Regions from separate parts of the Mus musculus genome. Here all the other regions are linked to region 2. The links are chromatin loops, found by intact Hi-C in ENCODE. Cell type or tissue: left cerebral cortex. All regions are shown on one strand. Region 1 overlaps Gm33449 (a long non-coding RNA gene). Region 2 has its middle 14 kb from the start of Gm33581. Region 3 overlaps Gm38899 (a long non-coding RNA gene). Region 4 overlaps Kcna1 (potassium voltage-gated channel, shaker-related subfamily, member 1).

Evidence for each region. Hi-C counts contacts between places; a loop is a spot of excess contacts. Peaks named below come from ENCODE experiments on the same cell type or tissue, not always from the same donor. Only the 100,000 strongest peaks of a DNase experiment are listed, where the experiment ranks them.
Region 1: it touches region 2 in a loop (8-fold over the local background); 26 of 42 quality-filtered maps call a loop at or near these places.
Region 3: a loop joins it to region 2, with 6 times the contacts of the local background. A loop is called at or near these places in 16 of 42 quality-filtered maps.
Region 4: it touches region 2 in a loop (4-fold over the local background); 8 of 42 quality-filtered maps call a loop at or near these places.

Annotation. Positions count from the first base shown.
Region 1 is chr6:126,562,955-126,565,454 of GRCm38, forward strand. Gm33449 (a long non-coding RNA gene) reads right to left here. Exons shown (of 2, transcript XR_378038.3): 2 at 1,085-2,500. Among named protein-coding and RNA genes, the nearest start is that of Gm33320, 5.6 kb to the left of the region's middle. In left cerebral cortex, a CTCF peak has its summit at 1,080 (motif pointing right); DNase peaks (open chromatin) are centred at 1,103 and 1,522; H3K27ac peaks cover 1,307 bases.
Region 2 is chr6:126,701,438-126,703,937 of GRCm38, forward strand. No RefSeq gene overlaps it. Among named protein-coding and RNA genes, the nearest start is that of Gm33581, 14 kb to the right of the region's middle. In left cerebral cortex, CTCF peaks have their summits at 957 (motif pointing left) and 2,252; DNase peaks (open chromatin) are centred at 919 and 2,291; H3K4me3 peaks cover 224 bases; H3K27ac peaks cover 1,146 bases.
Region 3 is chr6:126,499,035-126,501,534 of GRCm38, forward strand. The region is part of intron 1 of Gm38899 (a long non-coding RNA gene); the gene reads right to left. Among named protein-coding and RNA genes, the nearest start is that of Gm38899, 15 kb to the right of the region's middle. In left cerebral cortex, CTCF peaks have their summits at 1,204 (motif pointing right) and 2,033 (motif pointing right); a DNase peak (open chromatin) is centred at 1,216.
Region 4 is chr6:126,642,158-126,644,657 of GRCm38, forward strand. It overlaps Kcna1 (potassium voltage-gated channel, shaker-related subfamily, member 1), which reads right to left. Exons shown (of 2, transcript NM_010595.3): 1 at 2,099-2,500; 2 at 1-1,729. The coding sequence starts at 1,198. Among named protein-coding and RNA genes, the nearest start is that of Kcna1, 2.4 kb to the right of the region's middle. In left cerebral cortex, a CTCF peak has its summit at 776; DNase peaks (open chromatin) are centred at 823, 976, 1,923 and 2,240; H3K4me3 peaks cover 2,500 bases; H3K27ac peaks cover 2,095 bases.

The DNA.
Region 1 (2,500 bases), 140 kb before region 2:
TACATCCAGCTAATTCACATCTCTGTCTCTTAGCTTATGTGTCATAATGCTAAGAATATCTTAGGACATCAAAGTTCACAGTCACGTTATAGCCATGATCTCTGCTCTCTCCACCAGGCCTCTCCATCCTGTTTCACACTCAGAACTCACTAAAATATTGTTGCCAGTCCCACCTCCAGCCTGCTCCACATTCTGTACATGGGAGGAAAACTTTAGGTATCCAATGTAAATGGACTCTCTCTCTCTCTCTCTTTCTCTCTCTCTCTTTCTCTCTCTCTCTCCACCTCTCTCTCTCTCTCTCTCTCTCTCTCACACACACACACACACACACACACACACACTTTACCCTTTTCAATAGACACTATAATGATTCTAGGTCTTGCTACACTGCACAGAGTTAAAAGGAACACCTTGGGCAAGTGGTTCTTCAACATGCTAACTTCATTTCCTTTGGACACAGGCATGACCCTGGACTGGGATAATGTAGATCTGTTTTTAACTTGTTTTTAAAAACAAAACACTGCATATCCACAAGCATATCCATGTTCCCACCAACAGTGTCTGGCCTCTGCCTTCTCAGATCCTCAGCCATGCTTGCTAGCCTTTTTGCTCTTGATCATAGGTGGTCTAACAAATGTGTGGGGAGAATGCCTGACGTTTTGAGTTTATGTGTGTTTGGTGCCTAATGAGAGTACAGCTACCTCTTTAACTCCTAGAACCCAAGACAGGAGCAGCTACATCACCCTGTGGTCTCTTGCCTGGTTCTCGGCTCTTTGGGAGGTGCTTCTGTGTGTGCAATCACCAGATTTCACATCTTAGTGAAGAGGTGGGTGTCAAGTGGCTCTCTTAGCCACAGCTACATCCCTGCTGCTTGGAGCCATACTCTCACATGTAGGCACTCCATATTTGCTGAGTGAAAAGAAAATAAGCAAATAATTAAGTGGGTGAAATTCAAGACTAAGGCCTGGAGTGTGCCCCCACCTTGTGGCTCAGCTTGGATCTGCAACCCTTGGTGACCCAAAGTCAGTCTTCAAGTCTGGCCACCAGGCTGCCAAGCCTAGCAGGAAGTAGCTGTCGTCGTTCCTGACCCTGCCACGAGGGGGCAGATGTGTCCCATATTTTCAAGGCAACACCAGCCGCTCTGTCGCCCTAGCTGCAAAGGCACCTTGGGCATCAGGCTGAGGGAAATGTTAAATTGCTCTGCCAATATCCGTCCAGCTCAGGGACTGCTACATAGGTACTAAATGGGGCAGGGGTGGGGTGGGGTTATGAAATGGACATCTTGGGTCCTAACCCTAAGTGTGTTGGGCGCTGAAGTGAGCCTTACATATTCTGTTGTTGAGGCAGCGGGATCCCCTAACCAAAGCACTGAAGCCCTCTCCATGTTTTGATTCCAAGCAATGTCACCAAAATGGAGAGGTAGTGTTGAGTCAGCTCCTACACGTTGCTGCTTCCTACAGAAGGAGGCAGGATAACCAACCAGGAAGCTGCTGAGGCGTGGATTAGTAGCATGTGTTGTCTGGCTGGGCCAGTGAACTGTCCTGGGTGCCTGTGTCCTTGTCTCACTTCAGCTGGTCCCTCAGGCATCTCAAGGCAGGCGATGAACACAGTGATGCTGCATTTATAGGTCAAGGGACTGAGAATAAGAATGGCTAGTTAACCAGCTGATAGGCACTCCACTGGAATGTGACTGGGCTGGGATTGCAACCCAGGCAGGCCGTCTGGCTTCTGCCCACCGTGAGACTAGGGATTTGGGAAGGCATGAAGTCTGAGACTTAGAGGTGGCAGTTGAACACCGGGGGAGGTTGAAACATACAAACACCACTGACTGCCAAACGTCTTACCTCTTTTAATGCTCGAAGTCAATCTCTAATCTGACCAGGGACCTGAGCACATTCAGGCCCTTCATTCCCTCAGATGGGATGGAAGGAGCTAGCATCTGGGAAGGCCCCTTACCTCATCTCTGGAGGTGGAGGTAGAGGGGGAGGGCGATGCTGTCACCCAGCTCTCTGCAATCTGCCACACTCGGGGAGTTCTAGTCTCTATTGCTCTTTGGAAGTCACCTCTATACCCTTTCTCCCAGCTCCTAGAGATTCAATTCTGGCTGCTCCACTGTCCAGAAATGACAAGGGTGGGTATAAAGAAAACTAGACTGTGTGCCTGAAGTAAAATATGCCCTCAGCTGCTCCCTTTCAAGGGTTTGGGAGGACTAACTCAGACCTAAAGGGAAAAGCTTCAGGCTGGTCTCTCTTCCAGCGCGGTATCCCTCAGACCCTAGCTCATTCAGATGTGGAAGGGGGCAGGGCTCAGCAGAGGCCAAGGACAGGGACCTCGGCAGATAGCCTGGGTGAGTGCAGGCAGCTGGGCTCTCGTGAAGGTCAAAGTGGCAGAGAGGTCAGATGTCCTGAGAATGGAGGGCCTAGTCAGGCACGTTTCTGCCACTTAGTGGCTGAGAGGTAGGTGACTTCACTGTTAGGTCAAGGACAATGACATAATTTGT
Region 2 (2,500 bases):
CACGCTCATGTTCCGAGGGGGTAGCCGAGTGCGCGATGCTCATGTAGAGAACTGAGGGCTGAACGCTGCGTACTCAACGTGGACTAGAGAAGAGAGAGAGAGATAGATACGCTGTGCTTGTGGGGGGGAGGGGCTTCATACCTGATGCTCCTGTGGCGAGGAAAGAGTTGAATACCTGACATCACCTCATGTGGAGAAGACAGGGCTGAGACACGTCAGTTCCTGGTCACACCATCTGGATCTGCCCCTTTGGCCCTGGTGCTGTGCAAGGTGTGGGCATCCTCTGAAGAGATGCGCTCAGGGGCACGCAATGTGGACAGGGGCGCACAATGTGGACCATGAGCTTTTGCAAACTCAAGGCAGGCAAACCACTGTCTGGATCATTTTGTCTTCTTAACTCGAGGTCTGACTTAGTCTTTTTTACTACAGAATCCCTGGTTCCTCTCATCATAAGGACATGTACCCAGACCTCAAATTAACCCGTCCTGCTGCAGATTTATGTTCCCACACACCTGGGCAGGAAATGTCCTGAGCCAGCCAGTCCAGCTCCGCTGACATCTCTCACAAGCTTCACTCCCCCGACCCCGACACACACACACCCATATACCACTTTCTCCCCCACCCCCTACCCCGCCAAAAACAGCACAGCATCTTTAATTCTTCTCATAACAGCAGACAAGCACCTATTGCATAACAGAATTGATGTAAGGCACTTTGAGGAACGGAAAGGGAAACCAAGTGACTTGGGAAATAAACAGCCCCTCCCCTCCTCGCCAGGCCCGAGGTTCCTGATGGCATCTGTGCACATCCAGATTGCAGTGCTGTGCTGCAGCCCTGGAACAGTGAGCCTTGTTGCCGGTGTTCTCAAAGGCTTTGCTCAGCGGGCCGCAGTACTTTTCCTCTTCTCCGCAGCTCTGGCCGGGAAAACAATAACCTTGTCTCCCTCTAGTGGCCAAAACTCGCAAGCGCTCACCTGGGAGCCTTCTCTCAATCCTGGTAATTAACCAATGGTTCAGGCTCCGTTGCCTTGGAGACTAACTACTCGCTCATCTGTGGGGCTGACTGGTGCCTACAAGCTTAAAAGCCCATACACAGGTTTTGATTTTAGAAGTCCCTGAAACGCATGTACGTGACATATGGTCGTCATTGTGTTCCAAGTTTCATAGCACAGATTATCAGTCTCCTGACCTAAAGAATGACCTTTTCCTGGGAAAGATATGCTCATTCTTGGACCCAGCTGAGGTTACTTGATAGAGTGCTTACCTAGCATTCACAAATCCCTGAATTCTATCCCAAGTACCACCTAAACCTGGAGTAGTGGTGCGGGTCTGTAGCCCCAGTGGATTCAAAATAAACAAAAACAAAACAAACAAAACAAAACAAAATCTCTTCCCAGGAATCTACTGTGTCTGTCTTAACATCCGGCTTTGTAGCCCAGACGGTCCTTTAACTTACGGTTCTCCTGCCTCAGCCTCCTGTGTGCTGGGATTACAGGCACATACCTCCATGCTCAGGTAGGAATTTGCATTTTAATGCCTCCTCTAGATGACTGTGACCCACAGTGGGTTTTGTTCCTATTTAATTTTCAGAAACCTTGTGTGAGTACTACAGAGCTGACCAAAACAAATGGGAGGTACTTACCTCAGTCAATCATTACAAGCCATGCATCAATTTGAATAAGACCCCTTTCTCCTGGCTCCCCACCCCCACCCTGCTCCTCCTACTGATATCCAGCTCTTCAGAACCCATCATGGAAACTGGGGATGTAGCTCAGGTGGTAGGCTGCCAGGCCTGCCTGCACAAAACCCCAGCACTGCATAAACTGGGCATGGTAGTGCATGCATGCAACCCCAGCACTCAGAAGACAGAGGTAGAAAGATCAGGAGGAGATCAAGGCCATCCTTGTTTGACATCGTGAGTTTAAGGCTAACATGGGATACATTAGACCCTGTTTCAAACTTTTCAAGGGGAGGCCGTGATGATGCGCACCTTTGATTTCAGCACCCAGGAAGCAGAGACAGGCAGACCTCTGTGAATTTCAGATACCCTGCTCTACCTAGCATGTTTCAGGCCGGCCAGTGCTGCACAGTGAGACTTTGTCTCAAAAACACCCAAACAACAATCATTTATAAACACCTTCGAATGGAGGTGAGGCCACTGGAGAGTACCTGTGAAGCATACCACTTGGAATCTGAGAGGAGTGAAGATCTGAGCCCTAGAATGTCAGGCTCCACCCCAAAGCTCATTAAGGGGCCCCAGCTTGCAAAGAGTAAGTATGTCTGAAGAGGGAGCCAGACAGGGCAGCGGATGAGAGGTTGGTGTTTTGAGAAGATGCCTTTGTACCCGCCATTTTTAATGTGCTCCTCTATAAACTTCAGAAAGCAGGGGGCTGGCAACCAGAGAGCTATGATTCGGGAGATCAAGCACACATCCATTATCAGATGGAACCTGGGCACACCTGATGCAGATCCCTGCTTGACAAAGTGGGGAGCTGAGGCCA
Region 3 (2,500 bases), 200 kb before region 2:
CAGTAAGAGATGGAAAGAGCTGAACCGTATAAAGGAAGGGAGGCTGGAGACAAAGGAAGCCAGAGAAAAGCCACTGTGACATAGAAAAGCTCAGATAGAAGGCAGAAAGGAGTCTGTATTCTAGTCCTGGCTGTCAGCTCTAGCCCTCGAAACAGCTCTTGGGTCCACATGCTGAGGGAAGGAGTCTTTAGGGCCTGCCAGAGATATTCCGTCTCCCTACCATGTTAGTCAGCTTTCCACCACTTTAACAAACTACCCGACAGAATCAACTTACAAAGAGAGAAGGGTTGCTTGGGCTCCCTCTTTTAAAATCTTTGGTCTGGCTGATTTGCAGATGTGGTGGAGCAAAACCCCTACGGCATGGCCAGGAAGTGAAGATAAAATAGCGATTGGCCTGGAGTAGTACTATATACTTCCAGGGCATGCCGCCGACTGTAAGAGCTTCCATAAAGCCCTATCTCTTGAAGACTCCACCACCTCTCAGTGGTGGCACCTTGAGACAATGCCTTACCTTCTAACCAACTGGGAAAGTAAGGCTGAGGCACTGTTCAACTCGCTCAGTTAGCAACATACTTTGAAAATAAATATAAAGAAAGGGTAATTGTGAACTTTTGGTCATTGTCTCAGTTTTGGGCCATTGCTGTGGGTAACAGGATCCTAAGGGCAGCTCTGTGGCACCATGAACTTGTGATTAAAAATGAGTAAGTTCAGGCTTGGCACACACAGAGCACAGCAGTGACCATGCACAGAGCAGTGATCACTCACGGGTCAGAGCAGCAACCACGCACGGGGCGGAGCAGCGACCACACACAAGGCACAGCAGCGACCAGGCGTTGGAAAGGGTAAGCGAATGATCAACACTGAACATATCTCCTCTGTATCAGTTTTCTATGACCTGGATATCCTGAGTTCGCCCACCACAGCATATTTGTCCGTTTTTAACTCTGACCCACCAGCTATCAGATGCTTAGACTCCTATGCTGAGCCCACTGCCACATTGTGTCACAGGCTGCTAAGCCCAGCTCTTAGTGACAAAGCAAGAGGAACTCTGGGGTCAACATCATCTACACAGCAAGTTCCAAACTGCCAGAGATAGACAGAGAAGAGAAAATCTGTCTCAAAAATGTTTTAATCCAAAACAATACATGATAAACTTTCTTCTTCCTGAAAGACAGCTTGGTGGGAGAAATGGCTGCAGAACCGCATTCTCCCAGCAGGTGGCACCCGAGGAACGTGTTTGGGATTCAGCCCGCCTGTCAGCCCAGTGGGCCTTTCTATGGCTTCTGTGTGGGACACACAGGTCTACCCTGACAGGCCTCGGACATAGGGCCTGAACACCACATACCTCGTCATGAATGGACCCAAGACATAAAAAACAGTACAGCTTTGATACTCGCTTGCCAGAGAGAGCTCTAAGTTGTGAGGCTTCGGATGCCACAGCCTCTTCTTAGCAGGCTCCCAGCCCAAAGCCTGTTTGGGACAGGAAATAGGGCGGCCAGTCTCTCCAGAATGCTGTCCTTGCAGCCAAGCTCCAACATAGTTCAAGTTCTTTATCAATGCGTATTAACTGTGCAGAAGGGTCCATGCATGTTTGAGAAGTACTTGGCCACAATTACCCCCTCTGTTATTACAGATTATACACCCCCTCGCCCTCTTCATTTTCTTTTCTGTATCACTGGCAGTCTCCAGTTTCGTATCTTCTTCACCCTTCCCAGCTTCCGAAAAAGAAGTAAAGCAAGAAACACTTGTCTCCCCAGTCTCTTTTCACTCAACATGATAATCTACAGTTCTATTCATTTTATTGAACATCTTGTTCATCTTTACAGTTAAAGAAAACTCTACTGTTCGGCCATGCCCAGCCTATGGCCCAAGAGAGATATCTATGCAGCCCAATTTAAACTCACAGAACTACCTAAAATGTTATGAGATCATTTGGGTAATTTTTTAATTCACATAACTCATTTTCATGAAATTTTGTATAGACTACAGTGTATGTGTGTGTATCTATGTGAAGGTGTGTGCATGTGGGTGTAGTACCCACAGAAGCCAGAAGAGGGCATTGGATCCCCTGGAGCTGAAGTTACAAGCTGCTGTGAATCAGCTCCTGTGGGTGCTCAGTGGCGACACTGAGACTCCCTGCAGTTATCTTGCCCTGGTCTCACTGTAAAGAGGGGGCGTGGTTAAGATTTCACTCAAGCTTCATCTCACCTCCTGCCCTATAGAGGCTCCAGGTGTGAGGTCGGTGTGGATGTGGTGGGGGCGGGGCTGGCCATTAAGAGAAGATAGGAGGAGACCGGCAGTTGACTGAAGAATGCCTGGTGTTCTAATGTTCTGATACCCGGTTGGTAAACCTATTAGCAGCCCGGGAAGTCACCAGGAGAAGCTTTGAAAATGAAAGGAGATGTAGATTCCCGGAAGGGAGACGAGTCTGTGCCAGAACAGCACTGTGTGCAGAAAGGAGGGGAGGGTAGCGTGCGCAAGAGGGTAATGGGAGCTTGGG
Region 4 (2,500 bases), 59 kb before region 2:
TTGTCAGCACACCAGCGATGGCACACAAGGAGCCCACGATCTTGCCTCCAATTGTCACAGGGTACATGTCACCGTATCCCACAGTGGTCATGGACACCACCGCCCACCAGAAAGCATCGGGGATACTGGAGAAGTGCGACTCAGCTTCTTCCGCCTCCGCAAAGTACACTGCGCTAGAAAACAGTATGACCCCAATGAAGAGGAAAAAGATGAGCAGCCCTAACTCCCTCATACTAGCTTTGAGGGTCTGGCCCAGGATCTGAAGGCCCTTGGAGTGGCGGGAGAGTTTGAAGATTCTGAACACCCTTACCAAGCGGATGACCCTGAGGATGGCCAGGGAAGTGGCCTGCTCGCCCTTCTGATTTCCCTCCTGCTCAGCTATCTCCGTGCCCAGGGTAATGAAATAAGGGATGATGGCCACAATGTCGATGAAGTTCATGATGTTCTTAAAGAAGTCTGTCTTGCTGGGGCAGGCGAAGAAGCGCACCACCAGCTCAAAAGAGAACCAGATGATACACAAGGTTTCCACAATGAAGAAAGGGTCTGTGAAGATGTTGGAAGTATAGATGACTGTGGTGTTGTCGATGCGGTGGATGGTGCCCGTGAAGTCCTTGTCGTCCTTCAGCTCAGGGAGAGTCTCCAGGCAAAAGATGACTATGGAGATGAGGATGACCATGACCGACACAATGGCAATAACCCGGGCAGGTCCTGAGCTCTCCGGATACTCAAAGAGCAGCCACACCTGGCGCTGGTACTCCTTCTCGGGTAGGGGGCGCTCCTCTTCCTTGATGAAGCCCTCATCTTCCCGGAACTTCTCCATGGCTTCCTCGCCCAACTCGTAAAATTTAATCTCCTCGGAGAACATGTCCAGGGGCACGTTGACCGGCCTGCGCAGGCGGCCCCCGGACTGGTAGTAATAAAGGATGGCATCGAAGCTGGGCCGGTTGCGGTCAAAGAAGTACTCGTTCCTCAGGGGGTCAAAGTAGCGCATGCGTTTCTTCGGGTTGCCCAGCAGCGTGTTGGGGAACTGTGCCAGAGTCTTGAGCTGCGTTTCGAAGCGCAGCCCGGAGATGTTGATTACTACGCGCTCGCAGCATTCGTGGTCGTCGTGGTCCGCCTGCCTCGGGTAGCTGCCATCCTGGGGGTGACCTGGAGCGGTCGAAGCCTCGTCCGCATTCTCCCCCGACATCACCGTCATGATGAAAGCAGGGTGCAGGGGTAGGAGGCCAGGAGAGAGCCCGGGTTGTGAAGGAGCGAGGGAGTAGGGGTGGGGGGGACCCAAGCGGCCCCCCCCACCGGAAAGTGAGTCTTCCCCACGCTCACAGGGAGGGGCTTCAGAGCCAGAAGGTTCAGAAGTCTGCAACTTTGCTAGTTATCACCTCCCCTCCTCCACTCTGCCTTTTACGCAATTTGGAAACCCCTCTCGCCTGAGGGCCCCCAGTGAAGCTTTTTTGCTACTCTTGGGGTATTTTTTGGGGGGGGGTGCTCTGTTTTTGTGTTGGTGAATGGGTTTTTCTTCCTGCTCTGATCACCTTAATGCACACCTGCCATCGCTTCCGGGGCTCGCCCCGGCTCCCCTCCCCTCCTGCAGCCCTTCTAGGACACGGTGCAGTGCCAACTCAGCAGCTCCCCAGGCCTGTCACCCACTTTGCTGCTCCTTGGCTCTCCCCCCCTCCTACCCCTCTTCGCCTGCCGCCTTCTAAGCTCCCACCGGGGCGATCGATGGACGCTGCAGAGAAATAAAAAGTGATACGAGGGTAGAAAATCAGAAGCATTCTGATGGGACGAGCCTATAGACACCGAAGAGCACAGACTACTAGCTTTTGTAAAACACATCGGACGTTTACTGGGGTTAACACATACTCACAGACAGACACACAACAGACACCCAGAAATCCAAGTTTGGAAATCTTCCATCCCACTTTTCCCAACGCCCAACAGCCGATCTGTTTACAACTTCGTAAAACTGGAGATCGGAAAAGCGCTTAGAGATACTGAAGGAGCTGCGGGTCCCGGAGAGCAACCCCGCACCCTCAGCCTCCCCCACCCTTCACCCCCAACCTCCGATTCTGCAGCCCCGAACTAGAGAGCTTCCTACCTGGCGGGCCGGCTTGGCGCAGAGGCTGTGCTGAGTCGGCGGAGAGTCTGAATGCGGCAGGTCGCCTTTGCAGCAGCCGGAACGAGCAGCCGCCACCACCGCAGCAGCGTGCGAGAGGCTCCGGGGCCCCTCGCGTTTCCCGTCCTTCTCCTCTCAGGAGTCCGATCGTTTTATCGAGCAGCTACGGAGGAAACGTCCGTACCCTACCCCCATCCTCACACGGTGCAAGCAACCTGGAGACGCTGTCCTCTCTCTGGGGAAGGGAGTCCCGGAGGATGCGGGGTGGAAAGACAAAAAGGCCACCTTCTCCGGAATCACCCAAGCAAATGGCGATAAGCTGCACTCTCGCCCCCCTCTGAACACTACGGGAGCCCTTGATTCGATCCCGAGGGAGGCGGGCGG